Regions from separate parts of the Homo sapiens genome. Here region 1 is linked to region 2. A link is a loop called in an ENCODE intact Hi-C map of the cell type or tissue named here. Cell type or tissue: endothelial cell of umbilical vein. All regions are shown on one strand. Links, peaks and the distances in the headings refer to the core of each region. The heading gives the core; the rest is flanking DNA.

Evidence for each region. Hi-C counts contacts between places; a loop is a spot of excess contacts. Peaks named below come from ENCODE experiments on the same cell type or tissue, not always from the same donor. Only the 100,000 strongest peaks of a DNase experiment are listed, where the experiment ranks them.
Region 1: it touches region 2 in a loop (5-fold over the local background); 9 of 110 quality-filtered maps call a loop at or near these places.

The regions. Positions count from the first base shown.
Region 1 is chr2:159,092,626-159,103,643 of GRCh38, forward strand. It overlaps TANC1 (tetratricopeptide repeat, ankyrin repeat and coiled-coil containing 1), which reads left to right. Exons shown (of 27, transcript NM_033394.3): 4 at 5,012-5,209. Among named protein-coding and RNA genes, the nearest start is that of MIR6888, 89 kb to the right of the region's middle. In endothelial cell of umbilical vein, for the core only: no CTCF peak of the experiment used is centred there; DNase peaks (open chromatin) are centred at 5,966 and 6,616; H3K27ac peaks cover 4,243 bases.
Region 2 is chr2:159,025,533-159,036,550 of GRCh38, forward strand. The region is part of intron 2 of TANC1 (tetratricopeptide repeat, ankyrin repeat and coiled-coil containing 1); the gene reads left to right. It also overlaps the pseudogene RNU6-580P. Among named protein-coding and RNA genes, the nearest start is that of TANC1, 62 kb to the left of the region's middle. RefSeq lists an enhancer at 3,944-6,968. In endothelial cell of umbilical vein, for the core only: no CTCF peak of the experiment used is centred there; DNase peaks (open chromatin) are centred at 5,299 and 5,629; H3K27ac peaks cover 2,214 bases.

The DNA of each region.
Region 1 (11,018 bases), core at 2,013-10,012, 68 kb after region 2:
TACGAACAGAGAGGTTCTTATAGATGTCTGTGTGTCCCCTTGCCCTTTCTGGACTTTTATTTTTGGACTTAAGGGAATTGATGATTTTAAAAGAAGCAAAGGAGTGTGTGTGTATGAGTGACAGAGGCTATATGTAACCTGCAAAGTCTGAAATATTTACTGTCATACCCTTTGTAGCAAAGTGTGCTGACGCCTTATGTATTTAAAATACTCACTAAAAATGTGTCGTTTTGGGGATCTCTATCTTTTTCCCCAAATTAAAGCTCTTAAACGTGTGAAGTGGTGAGAATGTTAGAGCCTGAGCTGACCGGTTGTGGGGAGGTTCTAGCTGTGATCCCTGTTCCTCAGGGTTACCTTCCAGGCCCCAGTCTCCCATCTGAGACAGTGTGATTGCATTTGATGCTGTGCGATGGAAAGCATTTTGGGGTAGGTGGGACTGTCTGTGGTGTGTAAATGTTCCAATGGAAACACCTGCCAGTGAAGCTGGAGGAGGTAAATTACTAGTCATTGATAACATAGTTTTCATACCCTGGAGAGGTTGCATCGTCCTACCTGGCATTTCTGCCTGCAGTAACAGGAAGGGTGATTGAAATGTGCTTCCCATCACTTAATCAAGGTGGGGAATAAAATAGGTCATAGTTAAAAGAAAACAGTATCTATTCAAGGGTTAAGAAATATGCCAGCTGTGCTGGTTGTTGCAGTGAAACATCTTTAATTCCTCTTAAATGTCTTTAAGCTTCTGCTGAGGAATGTTACATCTACTGGAGAATCTCTGGTGTCTTGTTGCCCAGAACCAATATTGTATTGTTCACGTGGATGCCCCTAAGAGATTTTCACTTTCTGCCCGTGGCATCATCGTGATGCTTTCTTTGTTTGACCGTATTCCCCTTGCCCTTGTGCAGTTAAAGCTCCTGGCTCCAGAGTGCTAGATCCACCCAGCTTTGTGCTTCCTGTTCATACATAAAACTTCTCTCCCTACTTTGTGCCTTTCTAATGAAAGGATACTGGAAGTTAGAGATCTTTTATTGCCTCTGAAAAACAAACCAAACAGAACAACATGTTTGAGAGTGATTATAGTGAGATGGTAAAGTAAACTTGAAATGGAAACCCCCCTCCCCCTCCCTCTTCTCTTAAGCCTCGTTTTATTGCAGCCTGCATAAAATCATAGTGCTGGAGCCCAGCTGCTCCAAAGGCTGAAGGTCCTCATGCTTACAGCATGCTTTGGAAACTCATCTGCACCACATTTGCAATTAATGAAAATATTTGCTTTGCTTGTTATAAACAAAGTTTATGGGCAGAATTTATAATTAGGAAACTTTTTAATTCTTTTTCCCTTCAATGCCTAATTTCTCTTGTGTCATGTTGGAGAATTATAAGTATTTAAGAAAATAAACCTTTTCTCAATGCTGTTTATTTCTGGTGGTGGTACATGTATTTCTCCCTTCTTTTGTGTCCTCATGCAAATTAAAGGACTTGAAATCTGGGTTTTTATTTGTTTTTGTATAGGTCAGTAATACTCATGTGTGAGTAGGGGAGACAGTGCCTTTGTGGCCTGTCAGGCCATCCCACAGCCATTTGACTAGCTGGGTCTGTGATTTAGCCTATGTGAGAACAGCCACAGGGCAATGTAGCTCTCTTCAAACCACATGGAAAACCAGTGTCACCTCTTCAAGGTCCCCCACACGTCTTTTGTATGTAATGTTCTGGGGCTGTGGCCTCAGTGCTTTCCAAGTTCTGATCTGTCTCTTGGTGATTCTTGCCTGTACACCCATGAATTAGGTGACGTGATGTGGTTCTTGTAGGCACAGCACCTGCTTGCATTCTCAGTGTGAGAGTGAGGTGGTGATGAGAAAACAACCATCCCTCAGCTTTTACAAGTTTGTCGGGTCAGAGGGCATCCGGCTCCACTGCGCGCTGGCATCATGGTGCAGCCTAGCTCTGCCTTAAGATCTGTTTCCTCGCCAGACAGTTGAAGGGAAAGCAGCTGGGAAAACTCGTGACCTGGCCGAAAGCCTCGAGGTGGTTTCTCAAAGATTCCAGACTCATGCACAGTGCTATAAGACTGGCCCCTGTGGTTCTGGGGATTGGTGACAATGGTATCTTACAGTGCTAGCTAGCAAAAGAGGGTGGATGAAGCTTGTGTGTGTGTGGGGGGGGGGTGGGGGCCAGCCTGGGGGCCACTGCTGTCCACACAGCCTCTAGGAGGAAAGGCCTCTAACTCCTGTCTGCTTCTCTCCCTTGAGGACAGAACTTTGTCCTGGGCATTTGCATGAATGTCCTTATTTTTGTAACGCCAGTGAGAGGTGTTTTTTTATTGTTTGTTTTTTGTTTTTTTTTTGAGATGGAGTCTCGCACTGTTGCCCGAGCTAGAGTGCAGTGGTGTGATCTCGGCTCACTGCAACCTCTGCTTCCTGGGTTCAAGTGATACTCCTGCCTCAGCCTCCCAAGTAGCTGGGATTACCGGTGCCCACCACCATGCCCAGCTATTTTTTTTGTATTTTTAGTAGAGACAGGGTTTCACCGTGTTGGCCAGGCTGGTCTCGAACTCCTGACCTCGTGATTCGCTTGCTTCGGCCTCCCAAAATGTTGGGATTATGGGCATGAGCCACTGCACCCAGCCCTAGTGAGTTTTCTGATCTGTCTTGTTTCTTCAAATGCCAGTCATTTGGGCAGTGAGTGATAAATCTTTAGTTTCCCAGGTTTATAAAAACCGTCCATGCATAGGTAACCCAGGAGAGACTAAAATTATCTGACTTTGCTGACATGCCCATTGTGGGGCTTTTCTGTTCACTGCTCTGCTGTGAGTTCCCTTTAAAAGTAAGGCATGTGCTGGCCAGGCGCTGTGGCTCATGCCTGTAATCCCAGCACTTTGGGGGCCAAGGCAGGTAGATCACGAGGTCAGAAGTTCAAGACCAGCCTGACCAACATGGTGAAACCCTGTCTCTACTAAAAATACAAAGATTAGCCGGGTGTGGTGGCGGGCGCCTGTAATCCCAGCTACTCAGGAGGCTGAAGCAGGAGAATCGCTTGAACCCAGGAGGTGGACGTTGCAGTGAGTCGAGATCGTGCCACTGCACTCCAGCCTGGGCAACACAGCAAGACTGTCTCAAAAAAAAAAAAAAAAAAAAAAAGTAAGGCATGTACCTGTCCTATATGTCTCATATAAGGCATATGTCCTATATGGAGGGGGTGACTCTACTTCCTCTTGACTCCTAACACAAAAAACAAGCACAGTGATACCACTTGAAACTTGATGGTCTGGTTTGTATCCCCTTTGAGCCTTGTACACAAAAATCTGCAGAATTTAGTTCCTGCCTAGCTAGGCAGCTTTCATTGTTTCTTTTTTTAAAATCTGGTCTTTGATTGTGTGTGTGTATGTGTGGTTTTTTTGGTTTGTTTTTGGAGCCAGGAAGGCGTGGCAAGGACTGGTTGGATAGCTTTTGTCATAGAGACTGGTGTGCTTGTGGGAAAGTTTATACATCTTTCAAATTCTGCTCTCTGTGACTTAGAGTTTGAAGATGCTTTTTAAGAAGCAGGTAATGATTTACATTCTTTCCCTGCACATCCTCAGTTCCATCTTAGTACATACTAACGAGCGGGGAAGGTGATTGGTGGGAAGAAGCAGTCAGAGGAAAATGTGTTATCTGAATACATGAGGACTGGCTGTATTTTTTTTTTTTTTTTTTGGGAGACTAGTTCCAGCCAAGATACTCTTTCTTGTATATATTTTTTAACATTGTGATTACATCCTTTCTGCTTCTTAAGGTTCTGTCTACCCTAGAATGTTGTTAGAAATGCTTGTTCCCTGGTGCCACAAAGAAATAGCACTCAAACATAAATTTAATTATCTCAGCAAGGCAGTTTTTACTTTCTGCAGAAAGGGTGCTCATCACAGATGGAACAATGGCGAGAGCACACCTGGACAGGGGAGGGGCAGGAGTTCTTATTCCTGACGCAGGTAGCCCCTGCTGCTGTGTTGTTCCCCTATTGGCTAGGGTTGGACCACACAGTCTAAGCTAGTTCTGACTGACTGTTTTAAAGAGGGCAGGGGCATGAGCCAGAATGGCGGGGTTTGGTGGGAAGGACGGTGAGGAACAGGTAACTAAAGGTGACTTAGGTCAGAGCAGGTGACCGGGATGAGTCAGGACAGAGCAGGTAACCAGGGAACAGACGTGAACTACTAATTAGGATTGGCGGGAAAGTTGTTGACTGAAACTAGAAGCGAGAAGCCAAAGAGAACCAGGAAGTTAAACTTTAAAATGGAGAATCAAAGAATAAGAGCTGAACATACTGACATACTGGTTTTTTTGAGGAGAAACTTGGGGTTTACCATATTTAACAATGTTTAATTTCCTAATAGTAAGCTTGTTTGTTCCCAAGCTTGTTTAGGGGTGGAGTGTCAAGCGGAAGCTGCCTAATAAGTGAGCAATGTTTCCAGTCCCATGACTGGTTTGGGGCTGTTTGAGTTTTAGGAGGGTGGCCCTGTGTCATGGGGAGTGTTGAGTAGATGGGATGGGAGCCAAGGGATGGTGCTGGGGAGGAATGTGGATGTAGACTACACTCTCACTTAGTCTTTTCTTATTAGAGAGGAGCAGTGGAGGCCTGGGAGTTCTGGAAGGGTTGGTATCTGAATCTGTTTTACTGATACTCATGTAAGGCTAGTAAGCCCTCTCCTTTTCCTTTTCTGAGATCAAAGCTTCTTGTGGATCATTCATACTTGACCTTGATCTAATCCCAGATCAGTGGCTTCCTGGATCCTTTGTTAGGGATTGAAACCAGATCAGTTAGGGTAGTGCAGAAAGGCACATGGAGCAGAGTTCACTGATGCTTGAGTTTTCCCTCACAGGGTAAAAAGTTTCAAGAGTAGTGGGGGAAAAGTCATTTAAAAAAATTCAATACACACATCTGATATGTGGGAATTATATTCTGAGAATATAGTTTATAGGAGTTAAATTTGCATCAACTTATAATGAATGGATGGTTTAACCTAAGTATTCTCTCTCTACTCTAGGAAGTGACTTTGGTCCAGAGACTTCTCCAGTCCTGCACCTTGACCACAGTGCTGACTCTCCTGTGAGCAGTCTTCCCACAGCAGAGGACACCTATAGGGTGAGCTTGGCCAAAGGTGTCTCGATGTCTCTGCCTTCCTCACCTTTGCTGCCTCGACAGTCTCACTTGGTGCAATCAAGAGTGAACAAAAAATCCCCAGGTAAACAGGCAATGAAGGAGCTGCCTTGGTTATATATGTAGTACCTGCATTGAAAATAAGCAAAACTAGTGCCCATGAGAAATCTTCTGGGACAATGTTTTTTCTTTGTCGCAGTATCTTCTAGAAGAAATAAATCTTTTTTTTTTTTTAATTTAAGGAAAAAGTATGGTTTTAATAGATTCATCCTGTTTGGACTACCAGGCTAGATTTTTATAAAGATTAAAGATTTTGTTATCAGTACTGATGTTAACCAGCAATTTTGTTGTTTTCTTGCTGATGAATTAAGGAGCACTATACAGTTATGGCACCGACTAATGATGTTTCTTTTGATCAATGACAAACTGCATGTATGATGGTGGTCCCATGAGGTTATAATACTGTGTTTTTACTGTACCTTTTCTATGTTTAGATATGCAGATACTTGCCACTACATTAATAGTTGCCTACTGCATTCAGTATAGTAACGTGCTGTACAGGTTTGTAGCCTAGGAGCAATAGGCTATGCCATATAGCCTAGGTATATAGTAGGCTATGCCACCTTGATTTGTGAAGTACACTTGAGGATGTTCGCACAATGACAAAATCACCTAATGACGCCTGTCTCAGAATGTATCCTCATCATTAAGTGACACATGACTGTAATCCAAACTCATACGTGGTGTGTTTAAAGGTTATGGATGTAGGCAAATGTCATCTGACAATAGTCTATTTATTACTACCTAGTATATACTGATGTATTTCATTTGATTACATCATCTAGCATTTGAACAGCTATAAAGTTTGTTTGTGAAAACTCAGACTTGTAAAGGGGGGTGGGGGAAACAGACTTTGGATTATTCCTATTATACTTTGGAAGTATTTTGGCTTCCCTCTATCAATGTGTTTTACACTTAACATTACCCAAAAAAAACAAAACAGAACTTTGAGAGGTTATGATTCACATGTGAGGAAAGCCTTTCTAAAATGCTGATACCTTGAGTTTTAAAAATTCTTGGATTTTTTTTTTTTAAGGTTTGTGGAGTGTTTACAAAAGGCGGATAATTTGGGGCCCAGTTGATCATATGCCAGTGTAAGGATTCTTCTCAATTACATGTAAACATATTCAGAATCTATCAAAAATGTGCCTAGGGCTGTGAAATGGTATCTGTTTCTCTGATTTCCTGGTAATATTTGTATTACTTGAGATCACCTATGCTGACTCATTTAGTAGATCTTTGAGGTTTATGTGCGGGTAAAATTAGGAGGGCACCCTTAAAGGCTCTGAATGTTAGAAACGGTGCTATGAATTTGTGAGTGTCCAAAATCTTTTATTGTTGCAGAATTTTCTGGTTTAGGACAACATTGTTTACAATCCATTAATTAGCTGGAACTCAGGAACCTTTTTGGTATGAAGTAATTTCCTGTGCCAAGGAATTTGACCTGTTTATCAGTATTTGGGGAAGTTCCTGGAATGTCCGTCCTTCCTTCTTTGCCCTCCCTCACTGCTGTATCTCTTTGTCACATTTCTTCTCTTCCTTCAAATCATAGTTCCCACACTGCCTGTCATACTGGGTTATCCTGATTGGAATTACTCTTCCCAAAAAGTATGCACAGTGTTTTACTTTTTCTTTATTATCAGGTACGTCATTTGTCCTTTTCCCCTGAATTAGTGGGTATATTGACCAAAAAAAAAAACAAAACAAAACAAAACAAAAAAACTTTGCTTGGCTACACTGTAGTCATGCTCCTGAACTTTCTCCTAGGTCTGTGTGTGTGTGTGCGCACACATTTTCTTGTAAAATCCAGGTTTAGCTAAGAAGCATGCTACTAAGTTTAGCAAGAACGCCTCCCCACCCCCACCCAAATCTGATTAGATTCCTCATCCTCCACCATCTTCCAGGTGACATCTGGTCACCCTGACCTGTCTTTAACAAGAATTGCCTTCCTACCCCTGATGTTGCCTCTTAGTAATTTTTCATGCACCGATACCTACCCTGTTCCTTGGCTATAAATTCCCACTTCCCCATGCGGTATTTGGAGTTGAGCTCAATCAACTCTTTCCCTAACTGCAAAATCCTACTGCATTGGTCCCTATATGTGTTAAGATGGTCCTGAATAAAGTCTGCCCTACTATGCTTTTAAAAGTATCACTGAGTAGTTTTTTCTTCTTAAAAACATTATGTGCTTCCTCTGTCTGATGCTTGAGGACAAACAAGATGTCTTATACCTCATCTCTATATAATAGATAATAGAGATAATTCAGAAACTATCGATATTTTTAAGGGATCTCTGTTGAAGGTAATGCCAAGTGCAGAGATTTGACCTTTTGTACAATTTGCCTACCTATAGTCTGTGCTACTGCAAATGAATTAATGTTGCTTGGGCCTTAGGACTGGGGAAAACCTGAGAGACTTCAGGGAAGACTGCATGTCAGATATAATTTTATTCACAAATTCAGTGTTTTAGTGGGACTTTAGGTGGGATTGAATGGCATGGCAAGCCTGGAGAGTGTGGCTACCCAGAAAGGTTTCATGGAGGTTACAGGCATGGAGGCAGAAGAATCCCTGATGAAGCCATGTCTCCTTATATGTGTGTGGACCACATTAGTTTTTGTCTTTTTTCAAGAAAATATCCTCAAGTTTTTCTCCATAGGAATGAAATTTATTTTTGCTAAATTCTTTGCAAGGCCTTAGAATAGAAGGTTAATAGTTCTGAAACATACAAGCTTCTGGTGGATTTGGGATGTTCTCTCTATTAGATGTTTTTGGTCCAAATGATAATTAAATAAACTAAGCAGATACATCTCTAACGGAGCAGTGCTTGTTCACTGCCCAAATTTGTACAGCAAATTAGTGTCTCACAGTGGTAATTTGGCTTCATTATCTTGGTAATTTTAATTGGAAAAGTTTAGGGCAGAGATGCTGTTTAAAAATGGCAGTGACTCAATACATCAAATGATGAACAGTATTTTTTTTCAGTGTCTAACACAGATTTCTGCTTAAACCATTTTGTTGGTAAAAGTATCCAGAGCTCTAATGTTCTACCTGCCTGGTTTTAATAATTTAAAAAAAAAACTGACATATGGTTGTGAATGTGTACTGGATTTAAAAAGACTCATCTATTTTAAAAGCTAGCACTGTTGCTGCTAATGATAGAGTCAATACAGTGTGTCTGCAGCACCCAGAGGTATGGAGCCACTCCCCTCCTCTCCTTCCACGCTGGCCCCACAGTGGGTCATGCTCCAGGGTCGTGCCATCATTCAGACATGTGCTCCGAAACTACCTTGATGACTTTTGTTCTGATTTGTAAGATGCCCCCCACCCCTGCCAATTCCTCTCTTGTTCAAGGTTAAAAAACAAAAACAAAAAAACCAAACTTGTTTCAGTTGTTTGTATAGAAACTCTTCACTAATTGATGCTAATCCAGAAACTGTTAGGGACTGGAACAATTATTCTTGCAAGGATCAAATACTACAAACCCCTGTAAGAAGACACTCTGAACAACACAGCCTGTAATAATAAAAATATGTATGTTAATACAATTGATGATTACTTCCTGGATCTTGGGAACTGTGGGCCAGAGATAATTTAATTAACCTTGCAATAATGTGACCCTGCATGTTACATGATTGAGTTTCTTACTTTCCACTCATATTGAGGTTATTATTTTTATTTACTCTTCTGCCACCTTCCTCCATTTATTTGGTTTTTTTTTTCATTGTTAGAAGATTGTTTTCTGAGTATTGTTTCAAAACTTTTGTTTTTAATGGTAAATATATTTTCTGTTAATGAAAACAAGGACCAGCATCCATTAAAGTAGTTCTGTGGCAGTTGCAAGTCTTTTTGGATTAAGAATTCATCAATATTTGTAATGTGTGCTGCTGTTTTCCAGAGAAGAGAAAAGCTCATTTCCTGTGATTTATTAGTAATATCATTAGATACTTTATAAAGTATCTGCATTTATTTTCCCAGATCACTCTGGGCCCATTATCAAACAATCAAAACATCATGAATGAATGAGAAGCAACCCTTTGAAATGCTGTGATGGAGTAAGACAGCAGATGGTGACAAGTGGGCGATACTGCCCTACTCCTTGTATGGAGACACTGGAGAGTGCCGGCCACTTCCGCTTCTGCCGATTCCAGTTCCAGTTCTGTCTCACAGTGGACATAGCTGATGTAGCAGTTTTGAAAACTTCTCTGCCTGTTTTGTTAAGGGAAAAACCACTAAATTGACAGGCTGTGGAGTAGAAGCCATATTGTCTCTTTGATTCTTGGACCATGAGTTAATGTCTGCGAAGGCACTCCCTCCCCCAACCCGCAAGTATTTCTTGTAGAAAATCTGGAAATCCCATCGAAAAAGAACTACTGTGAACATCTTTTCTTCTAGTCTTTTGAAAAAAATCTGCTCCACCTAAACCTGAGACCACATTATGTAACCCTCTTGTGTGCTGCTTGTGTCACTTAAGTTTTTTTTATTTGTTTTGAGACAAGGTCTTGCTGTGTCACCCAGGCTGGAGTGCAGTGGTGCTATCAAGGCTCACTGTAGCCTCAACCTCCTGGGCTCAAGCGATCCTTCCACCTCAGCCTCAAGTAGCTGGGACCACAGGCATGCACCACCATGCCCAGCTAATTTAATTCTTTGCTTTTTTCTTTTTTTTCCTAGAGATGAGGTTTTTGCCATGTTGCCTAGTTTGGTCTTGAACTCCTGGCCTCAAGTGATTCTCCCAACTTGGCCTCCCAAAGTGCTGGGATTACAGGCATGAGCCACTGCACCCAGCTCTTGCTTAATATTTTATCACGAGCAATTTCCAGTTTACTTGAAGAGTTTGATATTTGTTGTCCATTGTTTCATTATTTTATAATTGATTTTTAAACATTTCTGATTGTTGGATATTTGCTTTTTTTTTTTTTTTTTTTTTTTTGAGATGGAGTCTCGCTCTATTGCCCAGGCTGGAGTGCAGTGGTGTGATCTGGGCTCACTGCAAGCTCCGCCTCCCAGGTTCACGCCATTCTCCTGCTTCAGCCTTCCGAGTAGCTGGGACTACAGGCACCCACCACCACGCCTGGCTAATTTTTTGTATTTTTAGTAGAGACAGGGTTTCACCGTGTTAGCCAGGATGGTCTCGATCTCCTGATCCCACGATCCGCCCACCTTGGCCTCCCAGAGTGCTGGGATTACAGGCATGAGCCACCCCTCCCAGCCAGATACTTACTTTTTAAAAAAATTTTTAGCATGTTATAATGTTTTCGCTATTCCTGGTGTGAATATTTTTTAATTATGGTGAAATACATATAACAAAATTGACCATCTTAACCATTTAAGTGTACAGTTCAGTGGTAATTACACTCACGTTGTTGTACAACCCATCTTTAGAACTTCCAACAGGAATACTTTTGTCCAGTGATATTTACAAACATCTCTGATATCTCCTTGGGGTAGCAGGTTCCCAGCAGTGGAATTATTGAACTAAATGGCCTGCATTTATAAAGAGTCTTGATACATAGTGCCCACTTCCTTTCCAGAAAGGCTGTATTGATTTCATATTCCCCCCAGCATTCTTTGAGTGGCTGCTTTTTGAAATTCACATCTTCTGGGAACAGCTTAAATGGATGGTGCTTTGTGCGGCCTAACTGTGGACTACTGACAATTTTAAGAGGCTGAGACGTCATTCTGTAGCTGCCTTCTTTAGAACTTCCCTTCTGTCTGCACTTCTCAGGCAATTTTCATTTTCTTTCTTTGCATGAGACTGTGTCGGGAATTATGACAGCTGAGTCAGATCAAGTTCATGGTCAGAAAAACATTCAGTTGGCTCCCAGTTTCAGCCGCCT
Region 2 (11,018 bases), core at 1,105-9,104:
ACATTAACACAAAACAAAATGAGGATAATTCCCTAATACTTGTCAATACCTAGTCCATACATAGATTTTTCCTGTTAACACAGGTTTCAGTATCTAAGGGATTCCTTTTTTTTAGCACAGTAAGTTTTTCAGGGATGTTGGATACATGGGGCTTTACTATAATACCATATTTTTATTTATTTCTTTGAAATGGTATACAATTTATCTGGTCTTATTTCTGATCATTTAACTAATCAGGTTGGCCCCAATGGATGGCTGTGCCTTAAAACTTTCTTGATTGCTTGTTTGTCATATAGGAAGGCCTTTTCAGGGATTCAGTGAACATTCAAATTCTGAGAGCTAGATTATAAATGGCTTAGGGAACTCCGACCAATTCCTTTGATTTTGCTTCAGTGTTTTTTGCTATTTTTATTTTTTGTAGAGACAGGGTCTCACTCTATCGCCCAGGCTGGAGTGCAGTGGCATGATCATAGCTCACTGAAGCCTCCAGTCCTGGGCTCAAGCGATCATCTTGCCTCAGCTTCCCAATGGCTAGGACTACAGGGGTACCCACAATTCCTGGCTAATTTTTAAATTTTTTGTAGAGATAGGGTGTTGCTGTTGTTGCCCAGCATGGTCTTGAACACCTGGCCTCAAGCAGTCCTCCTGTCTTGGCTTCCCAAAGTGCTGGGATTACAGATGTGAGCCACTGTGTCTGGCCTTGCTTCAGTTTTTAGCTTCTAGTGTTTAGTTCATGTCCTCCTCAGCCTTTAAAAGCTGTTGCCTAGCATGCCTTCTTGGCGTGGACCAGCTCAGTGTCCTTACTCAGATGCTTGTAGCAGTCCCTGCAGCCTCAGCTGATCCTTCAGGGTTGGGCCTATGTTGCCCTTTTTTTTGAGGCTTTCCTCGATGACCTCAGCTTCTTTGGCTTCCTGTTCCTCTCAATTTCTCCTACCCTGCACTCTAGCCTTTAATTATGTGCTGTTTTCCATTGCTATAACTGAATACCTGAGACTCAGCAATTTATAAAGAAAATTTATTTCTTACAGTTTTGGAGACTATGAAGTCCAGTGTCTTGAGGCTGCATCTGGGAGGGCCTTCTTGCTGGTAGGGACTCTCTATAGAGTCCTAAGGTGGCTCAGAGTATCCTGAGCCTGGTACATGCTGCTAGTCCTTGCTGCTTGTACCTTCTGGAGTGCTGGGTTGAGCTGCACTTGGGGTCGCTTGAGCCACAGCTGGGGTGGCTGAGGAGTGCTGCACTGGGATGCAGAAAGCAGAGACCCAAGGGGGCCCTGGGCAGCAACCCCATGAAGGGTGCCTGGGTCCTTCTGAAACCATTCCGCCCTTCTAGAGCTCTGGGCCAGGGATGGGAGGGACAGCCTCAAAGATCTCTGAAATGGCAGGGGTCTTTTTCCTATTCTCTTGATAATTTCATCTATCAATAGTAATCTCCTTAACAAATGATCACCTACCCACAGCCTTGGTTTCCTCTCCTGAACACACTTTTTCACTCATTTTTTTTTTTTAAACATGGAATGCTTCATGAATTTGCGTGTTATCCTTGTGCAGGGACCATGCTAATCTTCTCTGTATCAGTCCAGTTTTAGTATATGTGCTGCTGAGGGAAGCGTCTTTTTCACTCTTTATGTGGCCAGGCTGCAGAGTTTTGAAGTCTTCCCATTCTGTTTTCCTTTTAATTATACATTTTGTCTTTAAGTCATTTCTTTGCTCTCATATATCACTGAATGTGGTCAAAAGTAACCATGCAATATCCTGAATGCTTTGCTGCTTAAATATTTCTTCTGCCAGATATTTTAGTTTATTGCCCTCAAGCTCTGCATTTCACAAAGACCTAGGACATGGACACAATTTAGCCAAGCTTGTTGCTACTTTGTGACAAGGATGGCCTTTACTCTAGTTTCCAGTACTTTGTTCCTCATTTCCGTCTGAGACCTTGTCGGAATGGCCTTTACTGTTCAAATTTCTACCAACATTTTGGCCACCACCACTTAAGCAAATCTTGAAGAAGATTCAGACTTTTCCCTAGCTCTCGTCTTCTGAACCCTCATCAGAATCTCCCCTAATGCTCCACTTATAGCAATTACAGGCTTTTTCTAGCTTGCTCCCTCAAACCCTTCCAGCCTCTACTCATTGCCCAGTTTCAAAGCCACTTCCACATTTTCAGCTATCTGTTATAGCAATGACCCCATTCTTGGTACCAATTTTCAGTCTTAGTCCGTCTCTTGCTATAACTGAATGCCACCTTCTGCATAATTTATAAAAAAGGGAAAATTATTTCTCACAGTTCTGGAGGCTGTGAAGTCCAGGAGCATGGTGCTGGCATCTGCTTAGCTTCAAATGAGGGTCTTCTTCCTGCTTCATAACGTGGTAGAAGGTATCACGCAGCGAGAGGGCAAGAGCGTGCATGTCAGTTCAAGTCTCTCCTCTTTTTTCAAGCCGCCAGTACTATCATGGGAGCCCCATCCCGATGACCTCATCTCATCCTTATTTCCTCCCAAAGGCCTCACCTCCACTCCACATATGAATTTGGGGATTACGTTGCCAACACATGAAAGTTGGGGGACACATTCAAACCATAGTATATGCTAATTGCTTTTTTTTTCTTGATACGGAGTCTCACTCTTGTTGCCTAGGCTGGAGTGCAATGGTGCAATCTCACCTCACTGCAACCTCTATCTCCTAGATTCCAGGGATTCTCCTGCCTTAGCATCCCAAGTAGCTGGGATTATAGGCACACACCACCACACTTGGCTAATTTTTGTGTTTTTAGTAGAGACGGGGTTTCACCATGTTGGCCAAGCTGGTCTCGAACTTCTGACCTCAAGTGATTTGCCCGCCTTGGCCTCCCAAAGTGCTGGGATTACAGGTGTGAGCCATCATGTCGGGCCTATTCTTTACTGTTTATACTTCTCTTGTGTGTAGACAAAATGAAACAGTAGAAAGGACAAGAACTTTGAAGCTAATGTAATCTGAATCCTTGAGTTTGTATCCTCATATTTTAAAAAATTGTGGTTACAAAACAAAACACATGAGATCTAACTCCTAACAAAATTTTAAGTGTACAGTGTTGTTAACTTATAAACACAATGTTATACAGCTGATTTCTAGAAGTATTTCATCCTCTGTGACTGAAACTTTATATTCTTTCAACAATTCTCCATTTTCCTCTCTCCCCAAGCTCCTGGCATTCACCATTCTGCTCTGCTTCTATGAGTTTGATTATTAATTAATTAATTATGATTATTATTGTTGAGATAGGGTCTCTCACTCTGTTGCCCAGTCTAGATGCAGTGGCTTGAGTGTAGCTCACTGTAAGTTCAAACTCCTGTGCTCAAGTGATCCTCTCAAGCAGCTGAGACTATAGGCATGTGCTGCTATACACAGCTAATTTGTAGATTTTTTTATAGAGATGAGGATCTTGCTATGTTGCCCAGGCTGGTCTTGAACTCATGGCCTCAAGTGGTCCTCCCAAGTCAGACTCCCAAAGTGTTGGGATTACAGGTGTGAGCCACAGTGCCTAGCAGAGTTTGACTACTTTATATACCTCATAAGAGTGGAATCGTGTGCTGTTTATCCTTCTGTGACTGTTTTATTTCTCTTGTGTGATGTCTTCAAGTTTCATTCATGTGGTAGCATGTATCAGGATTTCCTTTTTTTATGGCGGAATGATCCATTATGTGTATATATCACATTTTGTTTATCCATTTATCTGTTAGTGAATATTTAGGATGCTTCTACACTTTGGTTATTGTGAATAATGCTGCAATGAACATGGGAGTGAAAATAGCTCTTTGGGATCCTGACTTCAGTTCTTTTGGATAAATACCCAGAAATGAGATTGTTGGATCGTATGCCTCACTTTTTAAGTAAAGGTTTGTAATATGGAACATGTGCATTGTTCCATGTAATGCATGGCATACAGAGTGGGTTCTTTCCTGTCTAGGCACCCTCTTTTGAAACCAAGTGTCCATATAGTTTGAGTATTTTCACTGTGGTTTATCATAAGTACTTAGTATTTCTTGCTTAACTAATGCCTTATAATTATTTTTTAGAGACAGTCTTGCTCTGTCAACCAGGCTGGAGTGCAGTGGCACAATCATAGTTCACTATAATCTTGGACTCCTGGGCTCAAGCAGTCCTCCCACGTCAGTCTCCTGAGTAGCTAAGACTATAGGTGCTTGCCACCACACCCAGTTAATTTTAAAAATTTTGTGTAGAGGTGAGGTCTGTGTTGCCCAGGCTAGTTTTGAACTCCTAGTCTCAAGTGATCCTCCTGCCTCAGCTTCCCAAGTAGCTAGGTCTACACGTATGTGCCACCATGCCTGTATTTTTAACATAGCGATATGGGGTCTTGCCATCTTGTCCAGGCTGGTCTTGAACTCCTGTTCTCAAGCAGTCCTCCTGCTTTGACCTCCCAAAGTGCTGGGATTATAGGTGTGAGCCACTGTACCCAGCCTCTACTATTTTTGATCATGTCTTCAATAACACTGAGAATTATTTTGGAGAGAAGTCAACATTTCCCCACAAAAACCCTTTTATTCACTGGTCACTCACAGCAGCTGTGTCATTGAGAAGTGTTGACACTGCTTTTGGTTTTTAAGTGACTGTGTGTTATTCCTTCCCGGGGTGAAAAAAAAAATTGCAAGGTTGGAATTTTCTGGATTGTTAACAAGATCAAAAAGCAAAGATATAAAGCCAAGGGGGGAATGTCTTTCTACGGAATGGTGGTAGAAAGCAAAAAATGCTAGAATTTTGTAGAAATTACTAGGTATTACAAAAATAATCTTTGACCAGAAAATGAAGGTTGCTGTTTTTTATGTTATTCTAAAGTGTAGTACACTTTAACCAGCTAGGGTTTTTGTCTGGATCTTTAAAGTATATTGATAAAAATGCACATACACATTTATTTTTCTTTTAGAAGATGACTTGATTTCCTAGGACAGAAGTTATTTCATAGTTGTAATTTCAATAATCATGGATGTTAGCTTTGAAGTGGTTGATAAGAAGCTCTCTGATTCTCCTCTATTCAGAGAAGACACAGTTGTAGCCATTTCTCTGATTTTCCTCAGTTTTCGCCTTAGAACTAGTAAAAGAGGATTCAGTGGCTTCAGCATACTCAAAGCCAACATAGGGGTGTTGAATTCTCCAGGAAAAGAGAGATCCTGTTTTCTCAGTTTGTTGTTGGGGTTTTGTTTTTGACATTTTTTGACAGCTAAGATCAAGATCTCATGACTTGTGTTCTGGCCAGAGGACCCTCAGCTTTTTGTGATGAGTCATTTCCTAATGCATCCGGAGGCACTGGGCTTGGAACCCCCATCTCAGAGTTGGGGGCAGCAGATCCAGCCACTGCAGCTGGGAGGGAGTCCAGGTGTCAGGAGGAAGGGGCTGAGGTCTTCAGGGCTGGTGGCTCAGGGTATATGAGTAGCCTGACACAGGCACCCATGTCCCCAGACCTTCTCTGGCCATATGGAGTCAGAGTGACCTCCAGTCCCCTGGAAGATTGCCAAGAGCAAGGCAGCTCCTCAGCCCCTGAGGAGTTAGCAGCAGATTATCCAGAGAGGGTCTCAGGCTCCTTATCAGAACTGAGCTAGAGGGTGATTTAGGCCTGTGGAATGCAGGAGCAAGAAAGCCAAGTTACTGGATACAAGGTCAGGGCCTGCCTGTTAAGCAGCAAGAGCAACTTAGCCAGAGCTATTTAAATCTCTATCTTAGAAATTCCCGCTGGGTTGAGCCAGCAAGGGGAGTGTGGGGGCAAGGGTTAAGAGGCTTCAGCTGTGGGGAAGGAAGGGCCATGGACACTGAAAACAACAGGCCAGGCCTGGATGTCCTGACAGCCTAGACCTAAATAGAGAGGTTTTTAGTGTCCTGGTAGGTCATTTCAGCCTGCTTGCAAGTGAATGGGTCTTAGGGTGTAAGGTACATATTCAATCATGAGCTTGAAAACTGAGAATTACTTATGTGAATCTGGAAGTGGATGTAGTTTTAAATTCAATTTAGACAAAACAAATTCCTCAATTTTTCCCAAGTGTAAATTATAACCCTATATTACAGAACTGTCAGTTAAATTCATGAAAGTACTCTTTACCAAGCCTGAAGCAAATTGGTGCTTTTGAGTGCTATTACTTATCGAGAAATAAATATATAAATCAGAAAGCTGAGCTTTGGAAAAAAGAAATAAATATGAAGTCACCCAATAATCCATTCTGAGTAGATGAATGATTAAAGATATGTGAGGTGAGGTTGCTTTAGAGCAAGGGAAAACTCACCCTAGCCTCTGTGGTTCACATGGGCATGCATAACAGTACAGAATTTATTCCTTGGCTCTGTATGTCATACAGATTAGATTCCAAAGTCAACTGAAGCTTGCCTTATTGATCACAGAATCCTAACATTTAAACCAATTTTATCATCTTTAAGAAAGTTGAAAACTTAATACCTTTAGAGACTACAGAAACGCTTAGGCTGTTTAAAAACACTCTCATTCAAATACCTTCTTCCCTAAGGTCATATGGCCCTGGGGTATCTGGGGCAGATTGAACTGGCAAAGATTCAGAAGGCTTCATTGGTGACTTAGGAGGAGATAGGGGGCGTGTCATTAATACAAAGGCATAGTCCATCTGCTCAAAGAAGTTTATAATCTGGTGAGGAGCTTTACTCACAGATACCGTAAGAAAAGATGGATGAGAATAATGAATGGGAGAGTACTCAGATGGAATATTCCAGATCAGAATGGCAGTGCTTTTGAGAAAGCCTGTCCTGGTTTCCGTTGGTGTTAGAGACCACACAGAGACAGCACATTGCAGTTGGATACAGTCCCCATTCCTATTTTTGAGGACATTTGGATCTTGTGGACTGAGGTTAGCCATGTGGATATCTCTCCTGGATATAGTGGCAGAGACACACTGTGAGCAAAGTAACCTTTTCTTGGTGCCCAGGGTCACCTTTCAGAGCCAAGAATTGTGCTGCTTTAAAATGCTTTTTTTTTGGCGTCCTTGCATGCATTTGGGGATTGAAAGGCTGTTAAAATATAACAGCCTGTAATCTACTGTTTCGAATTTTACAGATTCTCTCCTGTCAGTCGCAGCTTCTCAGGGCTGTCATTGTGCCCAGATCTAACACTGTCCCTCCATTCTCTTAACTTACAACAGTCTGGGAAACCACATATTCTCTCCTGTTAGAATTGAATCTGAAAGACAGTGGGAGGGCTCTGAGGGAGAGCCTGTGAAGAGGTGTTGGGGGTTGGTGTGGGGGTTAGGAGTTCCCTTCTGCATTGTGCATGAACTGAGCCCCAGATTTTGGCAGCTTTGAAGACTTATTTGCATCTTGGTTCTTGGTGTTTTCTGGATAAGTTGAGGTTGCAGCATATGACTTCTGTCTTTGATAGGCCTCCCCCTTTTTTCCTCCTACTCTTGCCTGAATCAATTTTGTTATGGAAAGAGTGAAAGTTTTCTCAGGGAAAATGAGAAGAAGCTCAACGGAGGAAGACCCAGGGCTGAGCAAGCCTTGGCCGGTCCGTCAGCCACTGTTTGTACAGCCTAAATATACTGAGCCCTGCAAAAGGTTCAGTGGGATGTCATGGAGCCTGCCATCAAGAAGCCTAGTCTGTGGTTGGGAGAGAGAACAAACAGACCTGAAACTCCCGATTAAAAGCAGTGGTTTTGCATCTTGTGTGAGTTCAGAGAAGAGTGATTTAAGTCAGGGGCTTGGTGTCGGGAGGGTGGGATCCAAGTGGGATTCAAGTAAGTGGCCATGGATGAATTTGTGAATCACCAGTTAGGAAGTGGCAGAGGTTAGGGACAGATGTAGCAGCACAACTGAGGAACTCATTTCAAAGGAAGAATCGTAAATGTATGACCGGTTCACAGACTGTTGAGTTGTGTGGCTGATGAAAATGCAGTCTCTTGGGCTCCAGGTGTGATTGCCCATGGGCTGCGGGAGAGGGGAAGTGCCCAGGAGCAGCCCAGGTTGCTCTAGTACAGATGGGATACACTTTGGGAAACATTGGTAAAGGATGGGTAAGGCAAAGCAGATGAATTTCCTTCCCATGAGAGACAGAAATTGGGGAAGCCATCCAGACTCAACAGCCTGGTGGTTGTCCCTCTATTACAGAAGAGCAGGTAGCAAGCAGGTATTCCTAAGAATGACGGGACATGGGAGTGACAATAGGGTTAGCACCTCAGATGGAGCCGGTGTTCCCGCAGGCTTCACCCCAGGTTCTTTCTTATCCAGCCTCTGTCACATCTGAAAACATCATGATGCTCATGAAATCAAGGTCACATTCAACCTGCATGTGCGCCAGCTGGTTTTATACCAAGGAAAGCTCTGTTCTTCAGGCACTGTGGCTCTTAGTAGTTATCCTTGAATGCGTTGTGCTTTGTCAAACTTGGTGAGCAAGAAAATATGGATCCTCAGTAAAAAACAAAAACAAAAACAAAAACCCTATCAGGACTATTAGAAGAACAGGTGAAATCATAGTGGCAAATACAGTGGTGCAGTAAATTCCTCACATCTGAAAACCATCATATCACTTCTCATATAGTTAACACTTAATGGAAATATTCTTTACAGATGAGCTTTGAATTGCTGCCTCTTGGCCCTGCCTCTACCTGCCAAAGCAGCCGGACTCAATGCAGATGCCATGCAGGGCTCACTTAGTGAATGGCCTAATCTGTCCCTCCTCCTGCCTTCTCCCTTGGGCCACACCTTGCACCCACTCCAGCGATCATCACCTACAAATCGTTATTCACTCCAACTTTCTTCAGCTCTCTTCCCTGGTCCATTTGCTTTTCCCTCTCTCCCCTGTTTTTGAGGCATAAATATTTCCCACCTGACCCCATCAGGAGGACAAAAGAAACAGCTGGGAGTTGGTCAGGTGTAGTGACTCTCAATCCTGGCTACACATTAAAATCAACTGGTCGGGTTTGAAAAGCGCCAGTGGGCCCTATTCCCAGAGATCCCGTTTCACTTTTTCTAGGCCTCAGAATTTTTAAAGCTACCTAGGAGATTCTCATGGGCCATGGGATGGAAAACCACCTCAGGGCGGTTGATAGTGTAACAGTACTAGCAGGACACCTGTCTCATGGAAATGGAAGCTGAAAGATTTGGGATGGAAATTGGTATGTTTTAATGCCTTTTGCTACTCAAGCCCCAAATGTAGGACAGATCCCCATGAAGTTCTCCTCCTCCCATCTTCCTCTGTTATGTAAGCTTGCTTTCTATTAAATAGCAGCATTCAACATGAAAGAAGAGCTTTCTTTTATTTGCTTTAGGATTTCTGTGGTATTGTTTCCACTGTGCTGTGGTTGAGTGTGACTTGAACGTCCTCACGAACTCACCGACGCTGGCTTTGCCTGAGTGGTCTTTGTCACGTTGTTTAGCCTCTCTGGGCCTCACATTGTAGTCAAAGCAGTGTTCAATGCTGCAGAACCCTTTACAGCTGGAGGATTTGGACCGTCACATGGAATCGATGGAGACATGCTTTGGTCCATGAACACATACAGTAGCCTTTGTCTTGTGGTCTGAGGAGGCCCAGTGCTAGGCTTTAGAAGGGTACTTGGGAGAAAAAAAATTTTTTTGATGAATACTTCTATTGGATAAACAAATTTGAAGTGTGTCTGTTCATCCTTGCAAGAAAGTGATGACCACGAGGTAAACTGTAATAATTCTCTATGAAGTTTTTTTTTGAAGGAGTCAGTGGGAAATTAGATCTGAAAAGAAAAAGCTATTGATGGGCATTTGAAATTCTCATTCAGCTAGTCTCTAACCTCCTGTGTTTTAGGTTTCAGAAAAATTCCCACAATAAGTATATTTTGTCATCTTTTACATGAGAATATTTTGTGGTGTAATGCTCATTTTTTCAAAACTATCATGGGCCCAAATGCTGGGTTGTGCATTGAAAAAGGCCTTTGAACACAGGAATGCCAAAACAGTAAAAGTTCATAATTTTTTTGCTAATCTAAAATTTATTCTGAAGAACAACAACAAAAATCTCAAGGCATAGTTTCTTTTCTGCGTCTGATAGGTGATCTCGCTGTAGTTATAAGTAACCTCTCAAACACCACTCAGTTTCTCTGGTCTCATTGACCTTCCTTTTTCCTTTCTGTAATTACTAAAGAAGGCCCTTAAAACCCATGTAGGACCAAATACAGAATCTAAACTCTGTGATCTCATCACCACAAAAACAGGCTGGAGGGACAGTCTTCCTCCTCTCAGGAAGCTGCCTTCCTTGAGATCTCTGCGACTCTGTAATTTATAGTGGTGCCTTTGTAGCTTTAAACTCAGAAAGGACTTTTCCCCTGCTGCCCTTACAGAAGTTTTATAAATGGGTTGCTGTAGGTGGGGAAGAGGCCAAAGAGAAAGTGCATGTCTATGTGTACATGACCTGTTAGATTTAATTTTAAGGGTGCACACGCATCTGTGGGTCCTCCGGACAGAGGGTCTGAGAGCGGGCATGCTGTGAGAGTGGGCGTGCTGTGGGCTGTGATGGGTATTCTTTTATACTTGTCTGTCGGTTGTGGTTAGGACAGATGAGGAGTCTCCCTTTTCTGCTGAGGTGTGCTTTATGAAAGGAGACTTGGCTGAAGGACATGCAGCAGCTGGGAGACGATTCCCTTCCTGGCTGCCAGGGCCCTCTCCCTTTTATGAGCCTGTCCTGGGAAACCTCAGGTATTTGAGCTACGACTGTTCACCAGGTGGTGCTGTCCTGCAGTGAATGCTTAGATACTATGCCAGTGAGGTCATCAACCTTATGTAGGAAAAACCTAGGGTGCTTAGAAGCTCTTGCAGCATTTGCAAGCTGTCGCTGAACGTGAGTTGAGGCTTTTTGTAAAAAATTATTATTATTATACTTTAAGTTCTAGGGTACGTGTGCACAATGTGCAGGTTTCTTACATATGTATACATGTGCCATGTTGGTTTGCTGCACCCATTAAGTCATCATTTACATTAGGTATCTCTCCTAATGCCATCCCTCCCCCATCCTCCCACCCCATGACAGGCCCTCGTGTGTGATGTTTCCC